6 separate regions of the Homo sapiens genome follow, and regions 1, 2, 4, 5 and 6 are each linked to region 3. A link is a loop called in an ENCODE intact Hi-C map of the cell type or tissue named here. Cell type or tissue: ovary. All regions are shown on one strand. Region 1 has its middle 85 kb from the start of COPS8. Region 2 overlaps RAB17 (RAB17, member RAS oncogene family). Region 3 overlaps COL6A3 (collagen type VI alpha 3 chain). Region 4 overlaps LOC105373953 (a long non-coding RNA gene). Region 5 has its middle 110 kb from the start of COL6A3. Region 6 has its middle 69 kb from the start of COPS8.

Region 1 (5,000 bases), 240 kb after region 3:
TATCAACAGAGTAAAAACGCAACCAACAGAGTGGAAGAAAATAATTGCAAATATATCTGATAAGGGATTATTACCCAGAATATATAGAGAACTCGTAAAACTCACCAATAAAGAAACAAATAGATTTTAAAATGAGCAAAGGGCTTAAGTAGACATATCAGCAGTAAGCACATAGAAAGATGTTCAATATCACAAATTATAAGGGAAATGGAAATCAAAACTACAATAGGTTACCACCTCACACCCATTAGGATGGCTACCATTAAAACAACAACAACAACAACAAAAAATAACAAGTGTCAACAAGGATGTGGAGAAACTGGAACCCTTGTGCATTGTTGATGGGAATGTGAAATGATACAGCTGCTGTGGAAAAGAGTGAGACAGTTCCTTAAAAATTAAAAATATAATTACCATATGGTTTAGCAATTCCACTTCTGGGGATACACCCAAAAGAATTGAAAGCAGGGTATTTAAGAGGTATTTGTACACCCATGTTCATAGCAGCATTATTCACAATAACTGAAACATGGAAGCAACCCAAGTGTCCAATTATGGATGAATGAATAAGCAAAATGTAGTATATGCATATGATGGATTATTATTTAGCCTTAAAGAGGAGGGGGATTATGACACATGCTACAAAATGGATGAACAACATGTCCACGGTGGACTTTCTGCTAAGTTAACTAAGCCAATCACATAACGACAAATACTGTATAACTCCACTTATACGAGATACTTAGTCAAAATTAGACACAGAAAGTAGAATGGCTGTTTTCAGGGCTTGAGGGGATAAGAGAATGGAGAGTTGTTGTTTAATGGGAATAGAGCTTTAGTTTTACAAGATGAAAAGAGTTATGATGATGGAAGGTGGTGATGATTGCACAGTGTTATTAATATATTTAATACCACTGAATTGTGAACTTAAAAATTTTTAAGATGCTAAATCTTATGTGTATTTTACCACAAAAACATGAAAAAGTAGACACGCTAAGGAAAAAGAAAAAAAATAGTATAGTTATTTTGGAAAACAGCTTGGCAACTCTTAAAGTTAAAACACACTTACTAGATGACCCAGTAGTGAATAGCTATTCATCAAAGTTATATTCATAATTGCCCCAAACTGGAATCAAAGTGTCCCTCAACTGGTAAATAAATTGTGATACATCCATATGACTGAATACTGGGTAACAATCAAAGGAATGAATTCTTGATACAAGCAGAAGAATCTCAAAGGCATTATGCTAAGTGCAAGAAGCCAGAATTGAAAGGCTACAAATCTGATTCCATTTATATGATATTCAGGAAAAGGCAAAACCATAAGGACAAAACAGATCAGCAGTTGCTAGCCCTGGGGATGGGGAGAGGGGATTGAGCAGAAATGGGCTTGAGAGGAATTGAAATATTTCTATGGAGGAATATTTCTATGGCAATAGAAATACTCCATATCTTGACCATTGGTGGTGGTTAGTCAACTGTACACATTTGTCAAAACACATAGATTTACTGTTTAAGTGGTAAAATGTACAAAAAAAGAGTAGTGATGAAAACAGTAACATAAATACGGCAGTTCAGAAGAAAGTCGTAAACGTAAACTGTGGGCAGAACTTCATTGCTGGCTGCAAAATATGAAGCTATATATGGGCTGAAGATAATTTAAATTGTGATAATGCTCTACAAGTGTAAACAGGAATAAAAATGCTCAGTATGATTTTTATTAGACTTTCCAGAAAGTGGCCTATTGTAAAATATTTTCAACTACTGGCGTGAAGCCATTCAAGTTTGAGGTTGTTTTCCAACAAAGCACAGTGACTTTTCTTAAAAATTAATGACTTTTGAGGTTCTAGGAAACAAATAGTAAACAATTATTTGGGGTGTAAAATACATTTTGAAGTTAAAGACAGAGAAGAAAGTAAAAGCAGGGGGGTATTATCCAAAGCTGCAGTCTTGTAGCAACACAGACGCTGTTTTCTCAATTCCTGAGATTCTTGCACAATCAGTCACAAAGTCAAGGCATTTCGCTTAGAGAGAAATCTGAGATTTCTGTTAGCAAAATTCTTTGATCAAATGACACCATCTGGTGTTGCATGATATCAGTGGCGGATACCAGTTAGAGTTCTGTTTTACAACTCGACAAAGCCTGTGATACGCGGAGGATCAGTTTGCTCCTGGTTGCTGTGTAGGAGGGAGAAGTCCAGGAAGACTGCTGGTTCTGTTCCCACTGAAAGCCAGAGGCTGTGCAAGTCTTGATGTGGCCTGAAAATCGTGCATGGCCACGGTACTGAGAGTAGAGTCGATATTGGTCTGCAGCAAGGGAGGTACGGATTTATTAATACAGGAGGGGAACCCTGGATGGCCAACCCACACGCTCCTGAGTTCATTCAGCCTCTGGCTCCTAATTCAGTGTTGGATAAACATGGGTGAAAATGGAAAAAAAATCAAAGTCCAGCTACTGAATGTAATATCAGCACAACCGTCTGAAGAAATAAGCAGAGAATGTCAGAATCTGCTTTCTTGTGCTAAATTACAATGATCTTTCAAGAAGAAAATTGTCAACAGGAATTTTTGAAATGAGAGATATTTAAAACCCCATTTGCATTACCCTAGTTGTGCCCGCTCAAATCATTCTAGGATTTCAAGCGGCTTGATCAGATAAAATGGTGTATTTAAACAATATCTAATGTCTTGGATATCCAGAATCTAAAACTGTGGGTAGGGCCTTTTTTTTTTTTGAGATGGAGTTTCACTCTTGTTGCCCAGGCTGGAGTGCAATGGCATGATCTCGGCTCACTGCAACCTCTGCCTCCTGGGTTCAAGCGATTCTCCTGCCTCAGTCTCCTGAGTAGCTGGGATTACAGGTGCACGCCACCATGCCTGGCTGCTTTTTTATATTTTTAGTTGAAACAGAGTTTCACCATGCTAGCCAGGCTGGTCTCCATCCCCTGACCTTCTCCGTTCACCTTAGCCTCCCAAAGTGCCGGGATTACAGGTGTGAGCCACCATGCCCGGCCAGGGTAGGGCTATTTTTAAAATAAGATACCAAGGTTTGTTAAGGAAAGCCACCTGTGGGCAGATGGTTGGAATGCTGATAGTTTGACTCTTCTTTGCTTGGGTGCTTTACTGGTCAGAGAGCAAAATTAATGAATAATCATTAAACACTCAAAACGACATCCAAATGCTGCAACCAAAATGAAGAAATACTCCCCAGAAACGAATGTATCTGTTGAGTGGATGTGAAATTATTGCAAAAGTAATACATGTTCTTTGGAAGTGTTTTAAGCAGAATATAAAATATAAATTAAATCCCTTCCCCAACCCCCCACCACTCTCCTGAGATAACCATTCTTAATAGTTTCAAATGTTCCATTCATGCTTTTCTTCCGTGCATATGCAGATACTCACATACACAAACTCTCACACACAGGCATGAAAACCAGATGTCAGATGAGGAAATTTTTCCTTTGGGATTCAAATAAAATTGGCTGGGGCCTCTTTCCACATGTATTGGGAAGTCCATGTTCCTCCCAGCCAGTCTGGGAGTTGGTGAGAAAGGGGGATGGACACCATGTTTCCTTCTGCTTCTAGGCTTCATTTTCACCTAATTAGTTCAGGGAATGACTGCTTTGTTATCCCAAATATTTTAATATTTCTCTTAATCCTCAGGTGCAAAAGTTTGATTTAATTACTCTTTAGTTTATGGGCCACCATTATAAGTGGTCTATGCTGGGTCCTCAGTCTTTCTGTCTGTCTGTCTATCTATCTATCTATCTATCTATCTATCTATCTATCTATCTATCCATCCACTTATTTAATCTGTCTACCTGTCTACCCATTTTTTTCCTGTCTACCCATTTGTACATCCACCCATCTATCCCTTTTGCTTCACTAAAAAATTTATCTTATTCTCCTGCCGTTTGTTAATTCTGTTTTCCCTAATCTGCATCCTCTAGTTTATGTGTGTTATTCTACAATGTGTAATTGTGCATTGCAAGTGCATTTTTAATTTACACAAATGTTATTGTGTCAAATATCTCACAGCTCTTTCCCCTTGGTTTCCACTCACCCTTGTCACTGAAACAGCACCCAGATTAGCAGATGTGCTAATTATCAGACAACTGAGGAATTGCATATCCTGTTGCTTAGCCCTCTCTCTTCTTCAAAGACTTTAACATCTACTATTTTGAGGTCCCCCCCGGGTTCTCTACAAAAGTTCTGTACCCTCTCCTGCACTTGGACTCACATGTACTGCATGGTTGATAGTGTATATTTAAAGTCTCATTCATGCTGTGCTAAACAATGGCCTATACAGGCCCCTTTTTGACATTGGTGAGAAGTAGTGATGGGTGTCTGGAAGGTTTCCTATCCACTTACTCTCTGTAAGTGGATCCCAATCTCTGTAAGTGGAAGGGGCACTGTCCGAATAACCAAGGCAATCCTAAGCAAAAAGAACAAATCTGGAAGCATCATGTTACCTGACTTCAAACTATACTACAGGGCTACAGTAAATAAAACAGCATGGCACTGGGACAAAAACAGACACATAGATCAATGGAACAGAGTAGAGAGTCCAGAAATAAGGCCACACACCTATGACTAACTGATCTTTGACAAAGCTGACAAAAACAATGAGTAAAGGACTCCCTATTCAATAAATGGTGCTGGAATAGCTGGCCATATGCAGAAGATTGAAGCTGGACCCCTTCCTTATACCATATACAAAAATCAACTCAAGGGGATTAAAGACTTAAACGTAAAATCCAAAACTATAAAAACCCTCAAAGACAAACAAGGTAATAACATTCTGGATTTAGGAACAGGCAAAGATTTCATGATGAAAAACCATCAAAAGCAATTGCAACAAAAGCAAAAATGGACAAATGGGATCTAATTAAACTTAAGAGCTTCTACACAGCAAAAGAAACTATTAACAGAGTAAAAAGAAAATCTAATGAATGAGAGAAAATATATGTAAGCAACACATCTGACAAAGGTCTAAT
Region 2 (5,000 bases), 160 kb before region 3:
TGGGGAGCAGGCCAGATGGAGGTGGTGGTGCCAGGAAGAAATGGAGCGATGACTGACTGTGGGGTGGGCCCAGGATTTCCACATCTTGGTGAAGTTGCCCCTGGGAAGGGCAGCTGGGGGCAGTGGCGCCAGTTCCCTTCCATGGTCTCCCGGCTGGCAATGTGGTGAAGCTGAGTTTCTGTCCAATGAGCAGGAAGATTCTGAGACATTTCGCCTGAGATATAAGTTGTACTGCGTATGCAGTTTTTCCTCCAAAAATTAAATTGCTTTTGACAATCTGGCTTTTAGAAGTTTTTGAGGACAAGGCAGGGCACTGCGCCTGGTGGATGGTTGTAGGTATTTCTGTATAGATTCTGGGAGGGCTCCTGTTAAGTAAATAAGGAAGCAGGCCCATGCGGCAGGCTGTGACTATCGTGGGCCTGGCCCAGCTCTCTGGATGGGATGCATTCCCAGATGGCCACACTTCTTCATCCTGCCTGCCTCCCTTTACAGAGAAACCCATGTCTGAGTCTGTTTTTGTGTTGCTATAAAGGGATACCTGAGGCTGGGTGATTTATGAAGAAAGAGGTTTATTGGGCTCATGGTTCTGCAGGCTGCACAGGATGCACAGGGCCGGTATCTGTTTCTGGTGAGGCCCCAGGCTGCTTCCACTCATGGCAGAAGGCAGTGAGAGCTGGCGTGCAGAGGTCACACGGGGAGAGGAAGTAGGAGAGGGTAGCAGGGAGGTCCCACTCTTTTTAACAACCAGCTCTGGGGGAACTCTTACAGGAGCTTTGGAGTAAGAGCTCCATCATTACTGCTAGGATGGCACCAAGCCATTTATGAGGGACCCACCCCCATGACCCAACACCTTCCATTAGGCCCCACCTCTCACACTGGGGGTCAGAGTTCTTCTTCTTTTTTTTTTTTTTTTTTGGAGATGGAGTGTCGCTCTGTCATCCAGGCTGGAGTGCACTGGCACGATCCCAGCTCACTGCAATTTCTGCCTCCCAGGTTCGAGCGATTCTCTTGCCTCAGCCTCCTGAGTAGCTGGGACTACAGGCACGTGCCACCACACCCATCTAATTTTTGTATTTTTTAGTAGAGACGGGGTTTCATCATGTTGGCCAGGCTGGTCTCCAACTCCTGGCCTCGGGTGATCCACCCGCCTCCACCTCCCAAAGTGCAGGGATGACGGGCATGAGCCACTGCGTCTGGCCCTGGGGGTCAGATTTCAACATGAGGTTTGGAAGGGACAAATATCCAAACTGCAGCAACCCAGACCCTGTTTTGGGAGGTAAACCCCACATGATGTTTTCCTGTTGGGTCTCTATCTGGACACCTGATGTGGCAAGGTTATTTCAAAGGTGGCCACTTTTTGGAAGGTGATATTGGTTTTCATCCTTGTCCCTATGATAAGCAGGTGTAAGTTTTAAACAATAAGACATTGTTATCCACCTGGAAAAAGTGGCATCACTGTATTGGCTGCTGTAAGGATCAAGGAAGGAGAAAGCAAAATACCTCCCGTTTGACGCTGAGCTTCTCATCACACAGAAGGGGAAAGAGCTCTGTGCCTGAGGCTTCCCCGGCTCCTCCGGGCTTCCTTCTGCTCTCACTCACTTTGTGTAGAGATGCCAGGCCTTGACCTTCAGTGGGGCCCAGACCATGGGGAGCCCTGGCAGGGGATGGGGGAGGGGACACAGAGGCCAGCCATTGCCTAGGGCCTGTCTGGTGAGGCTGGCTGTGTCCTGGCCAGAAGCCACTGCCCCTGTCCAAGAGGCCTCTTCCTCCTGCAGGTTCTGGTGGCTGCTCCCTCTGCTCATCCATTGGGCCTAGGGTGGGCACAGCCCCTCCTTGCCAGCCTGGGTTTCTCAGTGTTCCAACCACAGCTTCATAATAGCTCCTCCCTCATGATCCCTGGCTTCGTTTTCCTAACTGGAGGAGCCACCTGGGTCCACTGGGCCCCTGGCAGATCCAGCTTTCAATCTTGGGGACAAGGAAACATCTTGGATCTTCCTTGGAGTCTGGCTTTCCTGGTGCTAGTGTGACCTGAAATGAACTCCTCACGTGATCTTTACTAGACAAATGCAGAGCAGATTTCACACACCTCTGTCATGATCTCCAAGAAAAGCTAAAGGATAAATAAAGAAAACAATAGCTTCCTAGAGGGCCTGTTCCCTTGATTTTCGCGAGGACTGTCCTCGTTTCTTAGACAATTTCACAGGTGAAATCTGACACTGTATTATTGCTATCCACACTGCAGTTTCCGGCTGCGAGTAAAGTTGGACCATTTTTCACGCGATGATTCCCTTGCCGATGAAGAACATGAAGTGTGAGTCCCTAGTGTGCTAGGCTGTGTCCTCGCGCCCTGTGCCCCCGCAGCGGGCCCTCAGCCGGGGTGGGGACCCAGCTTGCGGGCGGCAGGAGGCTGAGGTTGCCCGTGGCCACCAGATGGCGCTCCAGCATTGTGGAAGGCAAGCCCCACGGTCCTGGCGTCCGGAGTGCTTGCTCTGCTGAAGGGCGAACCAGGAGGCTCTCAGAGGAGCTGCAGAGGAGCGGCTTGATGACATAGAAGGGGAAGAATACAAGGGAAGTTTGTAGGATGCCTGTAGGTCTGACTGCCTGCTTCCCCCTCTGTTTTGACGACCTCCTGTGACTATGCCAGCATTTATTATTAAAATGTGTCCTTTGACTCCTTCAGGAATCATTTCATGGCCTCCCCAAGAGTGGACAGATCTGTGGTGGTCCTGGAACCCTGGGTCTCCCAGGACTGTGACTGCCCCTTTCCCCTCCTCCCTCACCACTAGGCAGGTGGGGCTCAACCCTGTGCTGGAGTCACCTGCGGAGCTTCGGAAAGCCCCACACCGGGGCAGGGTGCGGTGGCTCATGCCTGTAATCCTGGCACTTCGGGAGGCCGAAGCGGGAGGACCACTTGAGGCCAGGAGTTTGTGACCAGCCTGGGCAACAAAGGGAGACCCTGTTTCTACAAAAAGCAAAACAAAAAATTAGCTGGGTATGATGGTGCACACTTGTAGTCCTGGCTACCCTGGAGGCTGAGGTGGGAGGATTGCTTAGGCCTCGGGGGTCGAGGCTGCAGTGAGCCATGATCAAGCCACTGCATTCCAGCCTGGGCACCAGAATGAGACCCCATCTCAAAAAAAAAAAAAAAAAAAATGGAGCGCCTCAGCTGCATATCACCCAGAGGTTCTGATTCCATCAGACTGCCCAGGGATTTCTAAATCCTTCCAGGTGAGCATAGGTGAGGCTGAGAACCTCAGTGAGGGCAGGGCCTCTGTCTGTCCTGATTTCTGTGGGATTCCCAGGGTCCTCTACACTGTCTGGCACACACCAGGCACTCAACACATGTGTATCCAACAAAGGGAGGAAAGCATGTTTTTTTTCCCCAGAGACCTAAAGAACAGGCAGGCTTTCCTGAAAACAGCCCCCGCCGCCCCTGACACCTGCGTGTGGAAGACTCACCTGTGTCAGTGCTCCACCACCTTATCTTCCTGTCCCGAAACGGGGCTGGGGTGGGGCAGCAGGCAGGAAGGCCCTATTTCTGCAAGCACACAGGGAGAGGCCCCAGCAGGGCTGCAGACATTTGTGTCGCAGATGATTCAGGATAAATGGGTCCAGGACCCCACTGGCCCCAGATCCTGGGAGAAGCTGGTCCATGTACCCACTGTCCAGGCTGCTGCTGGGGAAGCAGCTCCAGCCCTGCTTAGCCTGAGTTCGGACCTGGGTCTTCTCGTGAGCTGTTGTTTGCCTGTGGGGGGTGGTGGTGGATGCCGGAGGCATGGCAATGTTGATGAGTGGCCCTGGGAGCCCCTGCCATCCCAGCCTGTGATGCTAACCTTTTCTTCTCTCTCTCTTTCTCTTTTTTTTTTTTTTTGTTTTGAGACAGAGTTTTGCTCTTGTCACCCAGGCTGTAGTGCAGTGATGGGATCTCAGCTCACTGCAGACTCTGCCTCCTAAGTTCAAGTGATTCTCTTGCTTCAGTCCCAAGTAGCTGGCACTACAGGCGCCCGCCACCACACCTGGCTAATTTTTGCATTTTTAGTAGAGATGGGGCTTCACCAGGCTGGTCTCGAACTCCTGACCTCAAGTGATCCGCCCATCTCGGCATCCCAAAGTACTGGGATTACAGGTGTGAGCCACCGTGCCCGCCCTGTCTTGTTTCCTCTTGAGTATGTTCCCATCCCATTCTTCTGATGGGTCTGCGTTTCCCAGAGTGGCTGACTCACAGAACTATTCTTTTTAATTTTTTTAAAATTTATTCCCTGTTTAGGACTCCCACTGGCCAAATTTAGGCCAATTCGAGTGTCAAAAATTATAAAGTTCTGAAAAAAAAGAAAAAAAGAAATATCTTCTCTGGAAGAATCCAACTAATGACTGTGGAAGGAATTAGAGAATCACCATGGTGTGGGGGTGACTGGTGGTGCAGCAGCTGAGCCTGGCATGGGTAGTCAGGGGACACTGACATCTCAGGCCGCAAGCTGGCTGGGAAACAGGATTTGGCCATGGGGCCCTGGCCCCAGCACAGATTTCACATTGATCACACAGGGAAAAAACCTCTTACAATGAAGAGATCTGTCTCTACCACAGGGTCAAATAGCACTGTCAGAGAGGGAGCCCAGGATCCCATGGTCAGATATGATGCAGTGGGAAGGACACAGTTTTTGGGTCCACAGTGCGCGACCTGAATCCAGGCAAGATCCTGGATGCCCCTCTCTGATGACAGGAAGTACAGGGAACGGAAGAACAGGGACATCACCTTGGGGGAACAACTTACAAATCACACAGGTGGAGCATTTTCCAAGACGACTCATCTGGGTGCTTGAAAAATTCAACACCAGGACAACATAAAAAATTAACTGGTCGGAAATCAAAGAGAAACAACGGACTGTGAATGCAGATTGGAGCCCGGTGGGGGAAAAAGGAGACTGTCTTGCTGCATGTGGGGATTTCTGAGTACAGACTAAAAACTAGATGATATTGTGAAATTACTACAACGGTTTGTT
Region 3 (5,000 bases):
TGGAGGGCGCTGAAGGAGGGGACCTGTATGCTCTTCTTTCTGAAGTGGGCTTGTAGCTGAGGATGAAAGCCTGGGTGGGGAGGCGTGGCTTTTACAAAGATCAGGATGTAGGAACAGCTGCCTGTCTGGACTTCTTTGTTTAGGGGGTTTCTTGCTACCCAGAGGTTTAGTTCTCTCCTTTCCTCACTCATGGTCGAGAGAAGCCAGGAAGCAGACACTGAGTGGAGCAGAGGGCTTGGGAAGGAATTCCATGTTGGGGTGAAGTGAGGCTGTCCTGGCTTTTCCTATCCAGGCATTGGAGGGTGTGGCTACAGCACCTTTCTGGGAGGTGGCTGGGGAAGCCTCTAGAATGTTAGCCCTTGGCCCCGCTCTTTCCCTGCTTGGCAGGGAGCGTGTTCCACCCCACTATAGTTGTGGCCCACAGGTGAGGGGACATGTGGCAAATGTCCAAACCTGGGGTCTGAATGATATTTTTGATACGAGGTAGGCACCTTTCTGAAAAATTGTCTTTACTTCACACTTCATTTTATTTCTAAAGCATTCAGGACTCAGCAAATTGCACTGACTTTATCATCAGTGCCTTTTGTGATTTCCTATCCTAGAACTTAATACGTCCCCGATGAGAAAGTAGGAAGAAGCTCCTCTCTTCAGTCGATTGTTGATTTATGGTTCCAATGAGGCTGCTCATCCTGACCTTAGTTTCAGGAACGGAACCCATAGACCTGGATGCCTAAAGCCAGCTTGAAACAAGACCGCCTTCTTTGGAAGCTTTGGAAGCTGGCAGTGACTTTTTGCCAGCGAGGTTTCATTTGTTTCCTTGCTCAGAGTGTTCAGACAACTGGATCAAGCGTAGTCTTCACCAGCGGTTGATATCACCTCCCACTTATATGTGAAATTCCATGTTTAGGACTTAAAATTCACCGGCAAGTCGTGAATACTATTGCGTGACACTTCCTTGCAGGCGCAGTAACAGCTTTAGCAAAAATTTTTATTTGAAAGTTCAGTTTTGTCACTGCTCTTTTTGGAAGAAGCTGAAAATCTGCTATCTCTTGGGGGAAGGATTGCAGGCGGTTTCCATCTGACAGGGATGTTGTGTACCAGGCAGCTTTTCCACCCTGACTTACGGGAGCAAACTTTTCATGGTGTCCTGGCTGCAGCAAGCAGGCAGTAAAAAACACATCACTGCTACATAAATAGCTGACGATTTGAGGAGGGACCTGACATTTAAAGAAAATCCTATTAGCTCTAGCTAAGAAAATGAAAGCCGCAAACCCTCCAAATTTTAAAGTGGGGGAGCTTTAAAGTTTCCTACTAATTCAGACAGCCATGAACTAGACAAGAATGGTTATCTTCATTCTCCCGTTTCTAGATACAGCTTCTCTGTTTCCACTGTAAAACTTCAGTGGAATTCAGTGTAAAAATTCAGTGCAAAGAAAGGACAATCCTATTCTTTAAATAAAACATGTTGCTTGCCCCCTCTAATGTGTGGTCATGAATGTCTTATTTCCAGGGAGTATTCCACAGGTCCTGATTTTGCAGAGATATTCCCTTCAACAATTCACTTTGTTAATTTTGAAAAATATAATTTTTAATACATTCTGGTCTTATAGTCCATTTTGGGAAAGAGATGAAATTTTGAGGGCTGGGCACTGTGGCTCATCTCTGTAATCCCAGCACTTTGGGAGGCTGAGGTGGGCGGATCGCTTGAGCCCAGGAGTTTGAGACAAGCCTGGGCAACATAGGGAGACCTTGTCTCTACAAAAGCGTTTTAAAAAATTAACCAGGCATGGTGGCATGTGCCTGTAATCTCAGCTACGAGGCTGAGTTGGGAGGATCACTTGAGCCTGGGAGGTTGAGGCTGCAGTGAGCCGTGACTATGCCACTGCACTTCAGCGCCTGGGCGACAGAACCAGACCCTGTTTCAGAAAAAAAAAAAAAAAAAAAGAAAAGAAATTTTGAGTTAGCACGTTCATCCTGGTCTGTTTTTGAAAAGGCAGTTTGGTTTTCTTTCCTCTAGAGGGAGGTGTATCTCTGCGAGCTTCAGAAAAATCTCTGAAGTGGTGCCTGGAGTCTCCCAGGGTGGAGTTTCAGGGTTTGTAGTAACTCAGTGATGACCATCTCAGCAGAGCTTGCGGGCAGTTTTAGGACTGATATTTCAATACATGATTGTCATTATTATATTTATTGTGGCTGTTCATAATAACGGAAGTGTACATACGTTAGAGCTTTGTTTTTCTTCTCTGCTCAGGTGTAAGTGTATTGAGATGAAATTGTGCCATCAAAGGAGGCATCTTTGTTCCCAAACAATTGCATTACAAGGGTATTCAGCAAATAAGACATTTTATAGGAAGCATTTTACCCATATCTAATTACAGAGGTTTAAATGAACAGTCGGGTGCTTGAGAACCAAAGTAGGTTTGCATATTCATGCCATTGCGTATCCCTGTAGAATTACCGGATTTTAGAACTGTAAGGGTGCTCGTGACATGTCCTTTGATACTTTCCCCTAATAATGGACAATGGGTTTTAACATACTTTTAAAAATTCACACAAGCTATGATTATGAATGTCTCGTCTTGAATATTTATTAATACAAATATATATTACTGACTCTCAGATTTATGTCTGTTCGCTTGAGATAACCAGCATTAAGACTCTGAGGGAGACAATTCTAGCTCAGAGCAAAACAAACAAACAAACAAACAAACAAAAAAAACAAAAACCTAACCCTTTGGTTGGTCTTTGTGTTCTCATGTTTACTTAAGTTTAACAAGACCTATTGTGCATCATGGCCTTGAGCCCTGAGGTTCAGGGAGGGGATATATCCCTAATGCTAAATGACGAGTTGATGGGTCCAGCACACCAACATGGCACATGTATACATATGTAACAAACCTGCATGTTGTGCACATGTACCCTAAAACTTAAAGTATAATAATAATAAAATAATAAAAAAAGAGAATACATTCTTGGGGAATATTAAAAAAATGACTAAGACATAGCCCCCTCTCTTCTGGTTGGCAAACATATAATTTCTGTTTGGCTAATTGAAATATCAAAAAAACTACTACCTTGGTGGATGGTTTCTCCACGCCCTTTATGCTTCAGATGAAGAAAGAGAGCTCAGAGAGGTATGCCCAGTGACAGGGCCACAGAGCTAGTAGCAGAATTGTCTGATGTTTCCAATATGCAGACATCTTGGAATCTGGACATTTCAAGGGGGACAAGCCTTTAAGAGTGTATTTTAGGGTGCCATGTGGAGAAAGGTACTCTTCCCATTCCCAGTCTTCCTTGGAGTAGCCTCTTTTAAGTTGATTCAGCAGAGGAGTAACTGTTGCTTAAAAAAATCTGGAAAGAAAAAGGAGAGAAGAAAAAAACAAATACGAAAAGTTCTGCCAAACCTTCTCCCAAAGGCAAATTGTTAGTCTTGTAGGGGTCTGGCTGCATTCAGCATAGTATGATCCTACTGTTCTCCTGAAGTTTAAACTCATGAATTACAGAGAAACATTTGAGAATTGCAAGTGGCCAGGGAAAAGTACAATGGGAAATGTTTCTGTAAAACCCCCTGTGTGTGCTATACATTAGGTTTTCAGGAACCCAGAGCATCAGGAATTGGTCACTGGAAGGAAGAGCTCATGGCTCGGTTTAATTTCAAAATTAAAAATTGAACAGCAGCTGGAGTTGACTCAGATCTCAAGGGAAACCATTCCAGGAAACTGGTTTTTCACTTCTGGAATCTTCATTAGTTGATTCAGCAGCCCAGGGCCGGTACCCAGAGTTAGCGCCAACTCAGCTAAACCCACAGCCGGCCCGGCGGTGCACCAGGGTGCTCTGTTTCTAACTGGGGCTGCAGAAAACCCATCATTCATCAGAGCCCAGGGCAACAGATGGAAGAGAGCAGTCGCAGGACTATGGCCTGTTCGAGCAACAGGCAAGGAGCCTTCTTTTACACAAAAGGGAGGCTGGGAGAGATTGGCCGACCATTGCTGACAGAGGCAGTAAGGAAGTAGAATTTCCCAGGTTACTGCAATAAATCCAGCATGGATGATATTTTATCAGATGTTCCAACTTGATTTTTGAAAAGGTTTCTGTTTTCAAGAATGATTTTATCTTCTCTACTTGATTATAAATTAGACTAGAAAACAGACAAAATATCTAACTTTTCTCTTTACAAAGAGAGCACCTTTCAGCCACTTTAATCATTTACAGTGGAACACCACAGTTTTGGAAAGGTCAGTAGCACCTTAGTTCATTGCCAAGAAGGAAAAGACAGGAATAAGTGCCAAGCTCCAATTTGGATCCAGCAGCGTCACGTGGCAAGGAGTTGGAATGGAGTGGGCATTTGTGCAATATTTCTTGAAGCATTTTCTAATGCACCTTTCTTCTTTAATGTTGAAATGGAACTAGTCTCTGCCTGATGTTTATAATTAGCAGTATAAGTGCAGACAAAATCTTGTCTGGCTGCCGTATATTTCAGAATGTGGAATGTGTTTTACATTTGCATGGTGGCGTCTAGCTTTTCAAATCACACCAGATATGGAACTTTCTGCCTCATGGTTATTATCTGCAATGCTAGGAATATGTTTTAAAGTAATTTTTTCAAATATCTGGGTAATTAATCTGGAGTTTCTTAATTGCCTTTGTAATGGGAAGGAGACCCACCTCTGAGGAGCTTGGCCTAAGCCTGGCTGCAGGTCGGCATATTCTTACAGGTGCTCTCATTCACAGAGGGAGGGCATTGGTAGGGGATGTCCAGGCCTTCTCTTTCTGCATTGCTTTGTTATAATCCACAAGTTGCAGAACAGGTGTTGCTTTGTTAGATTTTACCAGGAAGAGTTGAAGATCTCGAATCCGCTACTCCATATCTAACAAGGACCCCCGTAAGTGACAAAGGACCCCAGTAGGTGACAAAGGAGGTCTAGTTACCCTGCCTGATGAGAAGAGTTTTAAAATGTTGCTATCACAGGATACACATTCAGTTTGAGTCAAACAGATTATTG
Region 4 (5,000 bases), 150 kb after region 3:
GACTTGAGGTGGACGTTACAGTTTTATAGCTCTATCTTTCTTGGAACTGATCCATTCTTGCAGAGCTGGGAATTTTTAGTAATGCATATGAAAATAATTTATATGTTACAAACATGACTTTTTTTTCTGCTTTCCTTTTTTCTTTTACTCCCTGTCTTTTTTTTTTTTTTTTTTTTTTTTACTTTCTCTTCCTTAGCTTATCAGAGGACATAGAATGAGAAGCATGTTTCTCTAGGGAATTCTCAGACTTTGGAGATAAGATGTCTCAAAGGTCTGTTATGGCTGTGGAAGTCTGGCTCAAGTCTTTTCTGTCTAAATCCCTGCTAATAAAATCACCCCTAGCAAAGGCAACCCTGAGACCTGGTTATAAGGAATACCTGCAAGAATCATTAAAAAAAAGTTTCTAGAGATCTGGAGTTATTATACCAGACATTAAAATTTGACCCCATTTTTCCTTTTCTCTTTCTTTCTTTTTAGGTTGTGACATTAATGATGCTTATAGAAATAATAAGTTAATCTTTTAACCTTTTGGTTTTCTACAAGATATGGAGATTCACAGTTGTCTGCTAGGTGGGCTTATGATGATAAATAAGACAATAAATGCAGTGCCAACACATGGCATGGCATATAGATTTTTTCAACTTTTCTTTTTATAGGCAATAGTGTTTTTAAAAGATTTTTAAAATTTTAATTTCTTAGTTGACAAATAATACTTGTGCATATTCACGGGGGTACATCATGATTTTTAGGTGCATGTAATGTATAGTGATCAAATCAGGGTAATTAGCATATACATCATATCAAACATTTATAAGCTCATTGTGTTGATAACATTTGATATCCTCCTTCTAGCTATTTGAAACTGTATAATATTTTATTGTTAACTATAGCTATCCTACAGTGGTATAGACCACTAGAACTTATTCCTCCTGTCTAGCTTTAATTTTTTCATCCTTTAACAACTCTAAAAAAATGCAAGTTGGAAAGTTTGAAAAATCAACATCGAATAGACACCACTCTGCTTGCATGATTACAATCTGAAACATTCTTCGTTGATTTACATATTTGGTTGCTGGGTGTCTTTTGCTCTGCTTGCATTCCTAAAATAGCCTCATAAAATAGTAGGCCAAAGCAAGACTCCGTCTTACAGGATGCATTACATATTTTGAATCAGAGACCATGATGGCCAGAGCCCATGGGTCCAAGAATTAATCGCCATCCTAGCAACCTGGGATTCTGAGGGCTTGGGGATCTCAGACAGCTGTGCAGAAGCACTTGCCCCCCCATCAAGGGACACAGCAATGACTCTACTGAACTAGAAGCAGAGACTCCGCATGGCCATTGTGGGGTCCTAGAGGCCACTGGACAAACAGTCACAAAAGGAATGAGTCTATAGCTCGGGTGGTTGATCCTGGTGACCAAGGGGAAACTGGGTTTCTGCTGCGCAGCAGACGGAGGGAGGAGACTGTCAGGGGCAATGAGTGCCCCTGAGTACTTGCACGTAAAAACTAACCAACAGTAAAGTTTAGTAGAAAACTAGAGAAACTAAAGAAAAGGCAGGCTGATCAAGGACATAACCTCCTTGTAAAGAATTGGAGCAGCCACGGTCTGGCTTAGGGCAAGGGGAATATGGAAGAGCCAGAGAAGGAAGCCACACATCCTAACATGGCTCAATGCCAAATTACAGAAACAAGGATTATAGAAGCTCTGCAAATGTTCTATTTGTTTATGACAAGTATTTTTTTCTACATGATAACCATGTTCATCGTTTTTCCTATTTTTATTTCATGTACATGTTGTTAGAAATTCATTTTATAATATATGCAGAAAACATGAGTTAGACTACGATTGAATTTGAGAAGTGATTAATATAGCCCATCACCAATATAATGACCTTGAGAACTATGGGGCTCCTGATTTGAGGGAAAGGCTAAGAATTTCTTCATTTTTGTCCTCTTCAGTTTGGGGAAATGTCTTTCCTTCGATTTGAAGAAAAGAGGCCCATTTCTAGCAAGTTCTGCTGTTGCAACACCACAGCACTTGCAAAAATTCCCTGCCACCCACTGAGCTATGGCTGTGCCCTCTCGGCATGTCTGAATCTTTTCAGCCCTGGAAGCGAGGGCCCTTCCACGAGCATCCATCTCAGCTCCAGGGACGGAGAGTGGCGGCTCCCTCTATCTGCTGCTTTGTATTCTTTAGAGTTCACTTCTCACTAGCCAATCCCTTGTTACTCCAGTTCTACATTTTACTTATTAATTCTTTATACTCAACTTTCCCCGTTTAAGTTACTGTGTGGTTTCTACTTCCTGCTTGAACTGCAACTGATACAGACCATAATCATCTGAGGAGAAAAACATACATACAAGCTTAAAAATTATAAAAATTAACACTGCCTTGAATAAACAACACTACTCACAATATTGCAAGGTGAAACACAATCTTCATTGCTTTATACCCTTGATTCCTGGGTGTATTTTGTTCTGCTGCTAATCCTAAAAGAGCTTCATAAGATATTACTTAAAGGCAGTTAGGGTGCCCCATTCTCCCCGGTGTTGATCAGCTTAATGCATAAAATACCTCTGTTTCAGGAAAACGTAGTCAACCAGATCCCTGAAATGCTTGCCAGCCTAAGCCGGCTCAAGCTGTAAACCATCTGGGCCTCAGGACAGTTTAAAATGGGGATGTGGAGGGTGGAATGTTTCTGAATCGAATGCGTGTGTGTTTGTGAATTCCTTATGTCTCATTTTCTGACCTCAAAGTGTAATCTTAAATGAAAAAAACAAAAAACAAAAAAACCCCAGAACTTCAAAAGAAAATTGCTTTTTAATTTCTTGGTGGAATGGCAGGAAGAGCAGAGTCCGCACAGCTGTACCGGATGCAGGATCGGAAAATCACTTCTCTTCTTGATATCAGACTGGTCAGCACAGCAGCCAGCCCTGCCAAGGTTCAGGTCTTCCCGCTCTGGGGCAGCCAGACCGGGTATAGCTGTCTGATTTTGATTTCTGAGGGTTGTTTTTTTTCCTCAGTAAGCCTGGCTTCACTTTCCTCCATCTGTTGAATAAAATATTATCTGGATTACTTAAAAAAATTTTTTTAAGGTAGCTGCATTTCTTGTTGAAGAAACAGATTTTGAATTTATGTGCCTGAATCACCCTTGAGACCTTTCCACACCCTCGTGATCAGCTGAAAGCCCCTTCTACATCTGCGCATGTGGATCTGGGGCCAGAAAGCACTTAGATGTGTGCATCCTGTGTCTGTTCAGGAGCTTGTGTACCTGGGGAACTCACTGAGAGTAAAGAGCTGTCACCCTCACAGGTGATGTCCACGAAGCTGCAAATCCATGTGCTTTTCTGTAGCATTGTCATTCTTCCAAAGGAGCCTGGAATTTGCCTGGAAAAAAAGAGGGTGTGGTGTGCAAGGAGGAAAATATTATTTTCACTGGTGACTAACTCACCGTGTGATCTTGGGACGCTGCCTCCCTGCTCTGGGCCCAGCTTCCACAACAGTGAAGGGCTGGAGTTCCTTCCAGCTAAAGAATGGTACTGCCTGAAGCTTCCTCCTACATTTCTCTTGAAGAACCCACTCTAGAGGGGCTGTGGTAGCAGCAAGCTGTGGATTTCCCCTGCCTAGTGTATGCATAGCTACTCAGTGTATAAAAACACTGCCTTCTATCTGGCCGTTAGAATAACGATAACCACGTTTTTCAAAGGGTGATCCACAGAATGCAAGTCCCACAAAACAGGCTGAAAAAAATGGAGGGTTTTGTGATCAAGGCTTGGGAGGTGAAGCTGGCAGGAGGTACCAGCCGGTCTGGGAAAGGAGGGCAGTTGGCTGCTCAGAAGTGAATCTAGCCTGGGCTGGGAGGGAGACGGTGGAAGTGGGTCACTGCCATCCCCACGTGTCCACTGGGCATTCAGAGTGTTTGCCAGAAGACCCTCCTGTGCCTCATTCCTCAGCCTCTAAGTGGACATCTTGGAAGGGCACCAGCCTTGTAAGGAGATGGCAAGACCAAACCCCTGGGGAACCCCTCACAATCTGGCCTGATCCTGCCATTTTCCAAAAAAGAAACAGGTTACACAAGGTTGTTGGTGGAGTTGTGTCCTGATTCCTGGTCACGCGGGGCAAGGCTGCCTCTCCAATCCCTCACCTTAGTCTTACTCCCACTTACTCTGCCTCTGGTCACAGCTTCTTGCAAGCTCTAGATCCAAACAAATGGGGAAAACCAAAGGTGCTTGGAGACGTGTGGTCCAGTGGGAATGGTTTGGTTCATGTCAGCAAAGCACCTGTCACATGGAGGCTCCATGCCTAGGCTTTGGGCTTGTTAGCTGAGTGACCAGGGGCCATCACTTGCCTTCTCCAATCTTAGCCTTGTCTTTGTAAAATGGTGATCATACTCCCTTTCTCGTCTTATGAAGATTAATGAAGACAGTGCACATGGGACTGAATGAATGACCTTAAAAAGCTGTTTATAACTAACAATAACACTTGAACGTTGATTGATAGACTTAACTACTGTGTACGGAACACTCACTTAAGACAAGAGGGACAGAGCAGTGCACAAGGAGGATGGAAAACTCACCCACAAAATTCTCACATCCTAGTGACACAAGCTACAAAATGAAGATATTCAAGATCCATGAACGATGGGCATGATTTCTAAAGGTTTTTCAGAGGCTACAAACTGGCTCTAGAACTAAAATTGAGGATCACAGAATGCTGGAACCCTCACTATCCATTTGTGACTGTATGGGCGTCTTTCCTAGTGGGTTACATGCTTACCTCTTAAAATTCACAAGGATGGGTAGAGAGGTTTTTTCAGATGGAAAAACATTCTGAACTCCTTTGTGTGCAGTCTACTCAGTATTATATTTTATCATACAAGAACCTGCTGGGTTTTTTGTTTGGACATTTAGAAACATAAACCGACATTTAAGGCCAATTTAGATTTAAACTAAATCTAAGAATTTTATTCTTATACTTTCTGGTGCTCCTGGTCTAAT
Region 5 (5,000 bases), 100 kb after region 3:
ATTTGTAGCTCTTATTTTTCTTATTTTATTAAACTTCCTAGTACTTACACATCATGGTGTGGTATTAAGCATTTCTATCTTCACTGAGAATGTCTCATTCATTGTTTTCTGGTATTAGGTTCTGAATTTAGACGTTAAGCAATCATGTTATATACTATGTTATATATATTTATGTTAAATATTTTTCTCTTTTAATGTATTGTTTTTTACAATTAGGAATAAATGTTGAATTTTGTCAAAAGTATTTTTTTTAGATTAGAAGTTCAGAAATGTTCTTCTTTATTTCTTTGACAATTTATTCTAACCTGTTCCTAACTTCTCCTCAAGGCAGAACAATCCTGCTGTGCAATTATTGTTTTGAAATATCTAGTGGGTCAGGCTAAGGCTACACTTCACGTGAGACCACGATATTGCATGATAAGTATGAAACATTCTCTCATTTGACTTTCTGGCAAGTTCGTGAAGAGAGTCACACTTGTCAAAATGCTCCAGGGATTTAATCATCTTTCCAAGGCCTCTCTTAATCCCTTAGATGTTTTGGGATTAAGTCTTGTTGCGAGTCACTGATAATGTCACCAATTTTGTTAACTTTTCCCTTTTCAGTGATAACTGTTCTACCAGACTTTGTGATTCCAGAAGTCCTCTAGTATGACTGTCACCTGCTACACAAAATCTTACATTCTTTGAAGAAGTTTGCAGTTAATTTGCATTGTATTTCTGTTGTATTAATAGCCTCCTCCAATCAGGAAGAGAATGGCTGCGCCTGACATGGTTTGACTGTGTTATGGCAGCTGCAGTGTTAAGCAGGGAGAGGGGAAGGCATGGAGGCTAATTTGGCAAGTGGTCAGCTCTTCAGTGAATGTTTTCTGGTTGAGAACAATTTTTGCTTCCCCCTGCCAACTGCTTGCTGAGAACACTCTGATACTTAGAGTTCACTCAGAAATGAGGAGGGAATTGTGTGTTTTTCGGTAGCAATTGGTATAAATATTTATACAAGGAGAGACCAGGAGAAACACCACTATGCTAAGAAGGACGCTGAATATTAATAGATGAATGGATAAACAAAATGTGGTCTATCCACACGGTGGAGTATTATTCAGCCTTAAAAAAGTAGGGGATTCTGACCCATGTTACCTACAACCTGGCTGAACGTTGAAGAGAAGAAAGCAAAATAAGCCGGTCAGAAAGGGACAAATACCGCACTATTCCTCTTATGGGAGCAACCTGAAATAGTCCAATTCATAGGGATAGGAAATAGAATGGTGGTTTCCAAGGGCTGAAAATAAAGGGTTAATGGGGAGTTCGTGTTTAATGGTCATGAAGTTTCAGTCTGGGGAGATGAACAAACTTCTGGGAATGGATGAAGGTGGCGGTTACACAGCAATGTGAATGTGTAAATGTACTTAATGCCACTGAACTGGGCACTTCGAGTTAAGATCTTCACCCCTGCAACCCCCGCCAACACACACGCAAGTGTGACCCTGGGGTGCTCGGCAAGTACAGAGAGAAAGCCACGAAGGACCAGGGAGGCCGGGTGGAGTGGGTGCTGTGGTGCACTGTCCAGACCCTCCTTCAGGATGGGACACTCATTTCTCTCACTGCCAGGAGTGGTGGCTGCTGGTGGCTTCCAGCTGACTCCCTCTCTGAGCGTTACCCTTGGTCCCAGGTCTTACCCAAGATTGTGCCCCTTCTTTGGGGGCAGCCTGTGTCCAGTGACTGGTCATGAGTGGGTTCCAAGTCATGGTCCCTCAATTGAGCCAACTCTGAAGCCCTTCCATTTTCAGGACTTCGTCTGAGATCAGCTGAGGCTCCATTTGACTGCACCATAGCCCACCTGTTCTCTGGGCCTAGCTCACTTCTTTCTCCCCATCAGTGGCATTGATGCCATGAGCACATCTCAAGGATTCCATGCCAATCTCCACACTGGCTCAGTGAGCCCAACTGCAGCAGTAAGAAGCACTTAGTGGTGGGAGCCAGACAGCACTGTGGTGAGTGGGCGGCTGGTGGGGGCTTTTCCAGTGATGTGTGGCACATGTAAGGCATTGCTTCCTGTGCGCCCATACAGTTTGAGTAAAACTACAATAAGGGGGCACAGTGTGAAATCAATGAGTTCAAAGTTGACTGGGACCAAAACAACAACATCCCATGCAAATGGGAGATCAAGACTGGAGGCTAGTGGGGTGGAGAAAGCAGACATTTGGGTTTCAGCCATTTTTGCACATAACTGTTATTCCTTATTATTCCTTGATGTCTTTGAGAGCAGGGTTTGGGTTAGCTTGCGCGTGCAGCCCTCACAGACCCAGAGAGCCTCTTGCCGAGCACATGTGCACGGCATGGGGAGAGAAGGGGCAGCTGCTGCTGCCTGCTGGACAGTGCAGGGCATTAGGGTGTCTCTAGGGATAGTTGCGGTTCTGAGCCAAAGTCCTGCAGAGGGCAAACTTGCCTCCACTGTAAAGACCACCACTTCCATGTCCTAGCTTGAGCAAGGCCAGAAGCCAAGTGTGTGATTTAATGCCAACTTGATGTCGCCCGGTCTCCTACTACACAGGAAGTCACAGGGGCCATTGCAACCATTCAGAGGGTGCTTTTAGTCTTTGTCAAGTAGGAACTGGAATCAAAATTGTCATCTTATTGTATCCCTGCCTTTCAGTTCTTTTTGGCTTTATTCCATAATCATAAGCCTCGACATTATTTTTGTTTTATTTCTCTTGAATCCTTGAGAAATTTTATTTTTATAACCTTTGGATCCTTTTTAATAGCTTCTCTTGTCCGTACCCTCGGTTCATGCTACGGAATTTCACTTTCTAAATTTAAAAGCTTTTTAGGTTGCTTAATTGTTGTTTTCATTTCCTTAAAAATTAACTTTGTAAACTTCAGACTTTATATTCTTTTTTAAATTTGTTACTGCTATTCCCTTGTTTTCCTTAAAGATTTTGTAGTTTATTATAAGACACACACATGAAATTAGCACATGGGGACCTGCTGTGGGTCCCATACATGTCTCTGAGATCCAGCGCACCGAACCCTTCTCAAATTCTTCATGGATGTGAGGAAGCTGGGTGAAACCTATGACAAATCATGACTGGTGGGGTCAAGGCAGAGTTCCTCAGGATTTTGGAGCTAATCCACATTTCCTTGAGCATGCAGGACTCTCCTTTAGGAAACAGCTCCTGACATGCACGACAGGCCACACCATCTAGGTTACCAGTCACAAGCCAGATGTGACCCAGCCCACCTAGTCACAAGTCAGGTGTGCCAGCATCACTCCACCATTCAGTGGAGTGAAGGCAAGACTTGCCAACACCATGTGACAACTGAAAGATGCCATGTTAAGCCCTTGCTCGGGATATCCTGAAGGACAGCAGAGAAGGAAAGGAGCTCCCAAAGGCAGAACATTGAGCAAGCATCTGTCCACTTGGTATGCAGTAATCCTAATGGGGAGGAAAATAACAACGAAGGGTCACATGCTAGGTACCCCGCCCTTCTCACATTTACTGCTTCTGTGGTAACCAGGGGTAAAGAAATGGCAGCAGGTGAGGATCTATGCAGATTTATGGGCTATGACACAGGAGTCAGGGACTCAAAAACAGTAGGACAGGGGGGTTAGAGAGGAGGTTTGGGGAAAATGGCCGGTCCTTTTGAAATGAGCCCAAAGCCGAGGATATTTGTACTACATCTGAAAGCTATAGGGGGTTCTTTCAATAAACAGTGGGTTGGGATGACTCAGCCTGGGATCTTTGTCAGCGTCTTTTCTCCAGTGATCATGGGCTCAAAATACCATGTGACCTTGCACTTAGGATGATGCCTGTGAGTGGGACCTGTGATACGGACTCCACTTCATCACAGCTGGTGTCACCTTTGCTGCTGCTGTATGAGTGATTTGCCAGCAACCATGACCACCCTGACCTCCTGACCTGGCACAGTGGGACTGACCAATGACCCCATAGGAGTTGATAGCACTGAACTTAGGCCACTACAAGAGAGCAATGATTTGTTTTACTTGGAGTGGACACAGTCTGAATGTGGATTTGCTTCTCCTGGTTACCATGCTGTCTGGACCTCCATCCATGGACTTACTGAATGGCTTATCCACTGTCCTGGGATGTCACACAGCATTGCTTCTAATTGAGGGAATCACTTTCCAGTAAATGAAGTCCCATTGATCTTATCCTGTCCCATGGCCCAGGAGCAACTGACCTTGTAGAAGAAATAGTGAATCAGTTACAATGGGTTGGGTTATGATGAAGTAATAAGTAACCCCAAACACAACAAAGGTTTATTTCTCACTCACCCTTCAGGTCCAACCCAGCCTGCACTCAGGCTGATGGAGGCTTTGCCTTGACAAATGCTTCCACAGTTACTAAGAAAGGGGAAAAAAGATATGGCAGTTCCTACCCCAGTGTGAGTTAGCATGTACCCTTACATGTCATTGGCCAAGTCATCACAAGGATGAAATTAGCTTCCAGGGTGTGATGAAGGAGAACCAAATATATATATATGTGACCTCCTAATGACTAACATAAATGGCTTACTAAAAACTCAGGTCTGCACCAGCTGGGGAACAGCACCGTGTGATTTTGTAGCATTGTCCTGTAGGCTGTGCCTATATTCTCTTAGCCAAAGACCAATATACTGGTGCTGGTTCTTCCATAACTAATAACTGTGGGTCTAAACACAATGAGATGGAAGGAGACATGGAATTTCCCAGAGGGTTATTGCTGATAATCCAGTTATAGTTTTGTTTTTCTTCTTGTTCCCAAGACACTGGAATCTTAGAGATTTTAGTATCTCTAAGATACTAAAGGGAGGACTGCTTCTACTAGGTCTTACAATAATGGTTCCATTCATTGATTAGGAAGCGATACTGCTACTTGGCCATTCAGGGTTCATTCTGCTACTAAACCAATCAGCAAAGAAGTGGGTTATGGGGGGCTTGCATGATTGATCCTGACCCTCAAGGGCAAATAAGCAATTTGCTTCAAATTGGGTAGAGAGGAGTA
Region 6 (5,000 bases), 260 kb after region 3:
GCGTGGACTCCGAGGGCAGAGCCCTGGAAGCTGATGAGCGGCCGGGCCAGAGCTTTGACCTTGCTTCCTTCATGTGTGAAATGGGTCTGCGAGGCGCCCTCTTCTAGGGGCTGTGCTGAGGACCAGGAGTTACTCCGTGTCCCTGATTTGCAGGGACCTTGTCCCCTAAGCTGTGCTCAATCAGCCTTCCTCAGTGTTACCGGCAGCAGGAAAGCTGTCATCTCACTGCGGGCACAGGGAGCCCTTGGACACAGTCTGAGCAACGTCCTGGGGGAAGAGAGGACTGAAAAAACTGAACGTCCAGTGAGAAACTGTTCCCTGGACAGAAATGTGAAAAACAGCGCTGGCAGCACAGCCTGTGACTCACCGGCGTGTGCCCCCACACTGCAGCTGGGCCAGCGCGGGGCCCTCCTGATTCATGTTTTCCGTGGTTATCCGGGGAAATGGAAACCGTCTGGACGCGGCACCCACTCGCACGCCGGCGCTCACGCTGCGCTGATCAGCTTGGAAGTGCGGAAGGGCCTCCTCCCAGCCTCCTCCCCTACCTGCAGCCGCAGACGCTGGAGTGGGGAGGTGGCTGTCTTCACACCCCAGACCCACTGCCCAGGGCATGCTTCCCCGTAGGAAGCAAAACAAAGACCCGGTTCCCTGTCTGTGGGCAGGGGCAGGGGCCACTTTGAGGTCTTTTCTTATTTTTTGTTCCCTTGGGTAGTTCCCTCTGCACACAAACCACCGCGTGCTCTTGATGACTGAGCGCATGCCCTCAGTGAGGCATCCTAGGGCTGATGTGGTAAGGACGGTTAGGAGCCTACTCTAATGACATCTGAATTTCATGAAAGGGGGAGGGAGGGGACATCACAGTGCCGTGCTTGTGAAGTCACTGAGTGTCTTTTATCCTTGGAAAATTGTTCTCTGGGACATGCAGCTGGTTGCTAAAGTTTTCATTTTTCTGTGTCTGCAGATGTGCACAGAAGTTTCCAGTTAAGTTCCAGTTAAGCCCTAACCTGCATTAGGAAAAAAAGAAAAAAAGAATGTGTTTGCATGGCCTACAGAAGTGCTCAGTATGACCTGAAGCCGAATCACAGGCACTTTTCTCATTAGCTCCTGGGGCTGCGTCCCCTGGGCTTGTGTTCTGATCCTCTGGGCCGGCTGTGTGACCTTAGGGAACTTCCTTGCTTCTCTGAGCCTCGGTTTCCTTCATGGTAAAATGGGGAGGGTAATGATGCCTCCTGAGGTTGCTGGAAAGACTGACTGAGACAGTCCTCAGAAAGCACTTCACAGGGGCCAGCCCAGGGTAAAGGCACAGGAAACGCCACCCACCGCTGCAAATCCATTGCTGTTGAGTCCTGGGGGGACTTTCTTGCCTGTGCTGGCTGTGAGGCAGCCTGTGTGCTACCCCCTCCAACAGCCACACAGTGAGTTTTATTTTCGAATTGCATTGCTAATCCCTGAGGGGAAACACAAAGGCTAAGCAATAAGGCAGGTGTGTGAAACTCTCATTGCCATAAGAAACCTCCAGCATTCTCCCCGTCTTTGTGCACAGCCTGAACTGTTCATGTCACACTTCCTGGCTGCACTGTGGGCTTCTGTTCAGCCCCAAGATAGAGTTCCTCATACCTCCCCGCTCTTCTGACTCCTTCAGGCTGGCCCATCCCGAGGAAGGCGACCCTTCTCTTTTGCTTGCCACTTTCTCATGACCTTGAGCAGACAGCCCCTCTTGCTAGGATCCCGCTGTCTGGGTACATGGAGATACTGTGATCTGAGCCAGGGTTCCTGTCTCTCAAATGGCAGATGAGGACTCTGATGGGCATGTCAAGAGGCTGGGGCAGAGTGTGGGTCTGCAAGTCCCATTGCCTGAGGCACCTGTGTGGGGAACAGAAACCCAGGGACACATGATTGGCAGCTAGTGGAGGGAGGATGGAGCTGAGGGACTGATGGGGAGAGGCCAGATGTGAGCGGATATAGGGAGGAGCCAGGACCTGAGGCCAGATGAAGCTGGGAAGACCCAAAGTTTCTGAGAAAGTGGTCAACACCATGCACAGCAGAGAAGTCACAGGAAGAAATTGGAATGAAAATGTGAATTTGCAATTAGGAGGCCATGAAGAAAAGGAGCTTCCGTGTGTGGAATTGTGGGTTGAAAGTCAGAGTCAATAAATAGCAGAAGCAGAGGCAAGAGTGCCCTGCTCCTTCTAGAAATCTGGTGGCAGAGGGAAGGAAGAGAGGTAGCGATTTTAAAATCAGGTGCACTGGCGGGTACCTGTAATCCAAACTATTTGGGAGGCTGAGGCTGGAGGACTGCTTGAGCCCAAGCGTTCGAGTCCAGCTTGGGCAACATAGTGAGACCCCATCTCTTAAAAAAAATAAATAAAAGGTAGTAACTCTGAGTGCAGGGACCAGGGTTTTCTGTTTTGGGTGGTGGGAGACTGAACGTTTTGGAAATTTGGTGGAAAGAACCAGGTGAGAAAGGGGCTAATTGACCCAACATGGTCCAGGGCCAATCCTTTACTTAGGGACTGTTTATAATGATGTGCAGCTGCTCTGAGGACTGGAAAACGCCTGTTTGGCAAAGAGCTTGCCTGTCAGGAGGGGATTTGCCACTGGAAGGGAAAAGGAAATCATATCAATATAGTCTTTTCACGAGACGACCCTTCATGTGGAGACCTTGGCCCTTTAAAGTTTGAAATACATGTCCCCACATCCTTAGCACCTTTTTCTAGCTGCCACAACAGGCCACCTGCAGCCACCTCCCTGTGTTTCAAGGATGCCATCGTGTGGAAGGCGAAGGGAACAGCAAATATAAGACCCCTTTTATTCAAGGCAATTCACTTCTCGAAGACTAACCACACTAACCACCTTGCCTGACATTTGTATGTCTCCAGAGAACTTTCACAATTTTTTTTTCATTTGATCATTACAATAACCCTGTTTTACAGTCCAGTAAACAAACTCAGAGAGGTTAATTGACTTACTGAAGGTCACACAGCAGAGGGAAGGCATGGTCAATTGCCTCACTCCAAGTTCTCTTCTATCTTCACTGGGTCACTCTAGGCAATGTCATTCAACAGATATTCTACAGCCATGTTTTTCCAAATTTGCCCAACCTTTAGCTCTGGAACCCTGTAGACACATTTGCTTGGGTATGTAGACCTGTAGATGAGTATTCCTGAGATAAATTTCACAAGGCAGCACTTACCTGTATCAAATGTGGTGCCTCTGATTATTCTATTATTCTATTCTATCACATTTTTATAAAAATGCTATTTATGATCCATTAAATTGCTCTCATGACCCATTAGCAGTCAAGACCTATGGTTTGAAAGGCTGAATGATGACCCCCCAGCCAATGATGACTACATCCTAATCCCAGAATCTGAATGTCACCTTACATGGAAGAAAGACTTTGCAGATGTGATTAAGTCTCTTGAAATGAAGAGATTGTCCTAGAATATCTAAATGGGCCCTATGTCGTCACAGGGTCCTTATAAAGGGGGAAGCCAGAGGGTCAGAGTCAGAGGGAAAATGGGACCACTGGAGCAGACATTGGAGTGATGCTCTTTGAAGACGAAGAAGGGGCCATAAGCCAAGGAACACAGGTGGCCCCCAGAAGCTGGAAAAGGCAAGGAAATGAATCCTCCCTAGAGCCCCTGGAAGAAATCAATCCTGTCGACACCTGGACTTCAGCCCAGTCAAACTGTTATCGGAAAGGGGTCCGGATCCAGACCCCCAGAGAGGGTTCTTGGATCTCACTCAAGAAAGAATTCAGGGCGAGTCCACAAAGTAAAATGAAAGCAAGTTTATTAAGAAAGTAAGGGAATAAAAGAATGTCTACTCCCTAGACAGAGCAGGGCATTCCTGAAAGCAACAGGAGGAAGGCACCCACCTTAGGTACAGTGCTTATTTATACACAAGACAACAAAGTCAAGGAAATTATGGGGCGATGTGCTCTACTACGAGAGCTTGTGACAAAGGATTGTTCGTCTTTGTGTAACTATTGTCGTCTGCAAGAATCTATATTAATATCTTTAAAGTAAACTTATTCTTTTTTTTATTATACTTTAAGTTTTAGGGTACATGTGCACAACGTGCAGGTTAGTTACATATGTATACATGTGCCATGTTGGTGTGCTGCACCCAGTAACTCATCATTTAACATTAGGTATATCTCCAAATGCTATCCCCCCCACCCCAACCCCTAAAGTAAACTTATTCTTAAACTAAGAATGCTTTTGTACTTAAGATATCGGGCCATTGGGGCAGTTCCTGGGTCTGTGAAGTCCTGGGTCGGCTGCGTAAACATTATTAACTTGTTCCCTTAACCATAAACATCCTGTGGCTAAGAATCCCTAACTTCCTGGGAGTGCGGCAGAACAGATCTCAGCCTCAAGCGGATCTCAGCCTCATTTCACCCAGCCCCTCTTCAAGATGGAGTCGTTCTGGTTCAATGCCTCTGACAAAACTAGTTTTGGACTTTGGGCCAGCAGAACAAGTGATTCGATCTGTGTTATTTTCGGCCACCAAGTTTGTGGTAATTTGTTGCAGCAGCCCCAGGAAACTAATGTGGATGTTGTCTCAGCATGACTATTAGAGGCGTTACCCTGGCACCCTGAGGGGCATATGGCCCGCAGACCTGGGATGTTTGTTTGTGGCCTTCACGTTCTTTTAAAGTCTCTGTTGAATTATTGGCCACCATTTAAAAATCATGATGTTTCATGTGTAAATCAGAATTTTTGGCTTGTCTTTGTCTATCCAAGGCCCATGTTTCCACATGGCAGCGTCTGGCTTTGACCGGTCAGAACCTTCTTCTAAATCCTCTTCTCTTCCAATTCACTTCAAGAATTAATTTGAATTCTGGTAATATGTCACATGCACAGAATTTAGAGACACCGGGCAGTTCTACAAGGTTTGAATGAAAACTAAGTATCCAATCACCCAAACCTTTGAATACTTCTATTCTTCAATTTCCATATAATTTGCTCACTTTGGTATCTCGTGGGTAACAA

What was found. Peaks named below come from ENCODE experiments on the same cell type or tissue, not always from the same donor. Only the 100,000 strongest peaks of a DNase experiment are listed, where the experiment ranks them.
Region 1: it touches region 3 in a loop (5-fold over the local background); 51 of 110 quality-filtered maps call a loop at or near these places.
Region 2: it touches region 3 in a loop (2.3-fold over the local background); 50 of 110 quality-filtered maps call a loop at or near these places.
Region 4: a loop joins it to region 3, with 2.2 times the contacts of the local background. A loop is called at or near these places in 3 of 110 quality-filtered maps.
Region 5: a loop joins it to region 3, with 4 times the contacts of the local background. A loop is called at or near these places in 14 of 110 quality-filtered maps.
Region 6: it touches region 3 in a loop (3-fold over the local background); 74 of 110 quality-filtered maps call a loop at or near these places.

The regions. Positions count from the first base shown.
Region 1 is chr2:237,168,693-237,173,692 of GRCh38, reverse strand. No RefSeq gene overlaps it. Among named protein-coding and RNA genes, the nearest start is that of COPS8, 85 kb to the right of the region's middle. In ovary, a CTCF peak has its summit at 2,026; a DNase peak (open chromatin) is centred at 2,152; H3K4me3 peaks cover 780 bases; H3K27ac peaks cover 2,732 bases.
Region 2 is chr2:237,569,602-237,574,601 of GRCh38, reverse strand. It overlaps RAB17 (RAB17, member RAS oncogene family), which reads left to right. Exons shown (of 6, transcript NM_022449.4): 6 at 1-276. Among named protein-coding and RNA genes, the nearest start is that of PRLH, 5.5 kb to the right of the region's middle. RefSeq lists enhancers at 1-76, 1,195-1,730 and a silencer at 2,324-2,509. In ovary, a CTCF peak has its summit at 2,422 (motif pointing right); a DNase peak (open chromatin) is centred at 2,461.
Region 3 is chr2:237,407,245-237,412,244 of GRCh38, reverse strand. All of the region lies in intron 1 of COL6A3 (collagen type VI alpha 3 chain), which reads left to right. Among named protein-coding and RNA genes, the nearest start is that of COL6A3, 4.4 kb to the left of the region's middle. In ovary, a CTCF peak has its summit at 2,065 (motif pointing right); DNase peaks (open chromatin) are centred at 14 and 3,816; H3K4me3 peaks cover 2,418 bases; H3K27ac peaks cover 4,679 bases.
Region 4 is chr2:237,255,481-237,260,480 of GRCh38, reverse strand. It overlaps LOC105373953 (a long non-coding RNA gene), which reads right to left. Exons shown (of 6, transcript XR_924035.3): 5 at 3,275-3,390; 6 at 2,805-3,051. Among named protein-coding and RNA genes, the nearest start is that of COL6A3, 160 kb to the left of the region's middle. In ovary, a CTCF peak has its summit at 2,219; DNase peaks (open chromatin) are centred at 2,135, 2,920 and 3,480; H3K27ac peaks cover 4,082 bases.
Region 5 is chr2:237,305,059-237,310,058 of GRCh38, reverse strand. No RefSeq gene overlaps it. Among named protein-coding and RNA genes, the nearest start is that of COL6A3, 110 kb to the left of the region's middle. In ovary, no CTCF peak of the experiment used is centred here; no DNase peak of the experiment used is centred here; H3K27ac peaks cover 3,140 bases.
Region 6 is chr2:237,152,010-237,157,009 of GRCh38, reverse strand. No RefSeq gene overlaps it. Among named protein-coding and RNA genes, the nearest start is that of COPS8, 69 kb to the right of the region's middle. RefSeq lists an enhancer at 437-971. In ovary, a CTCF peak has its summit at 2,754; DNase peaks (open chromatin) are centred at 9, 439 and 2,744; H3K27ac peaks cover 1,189 bases.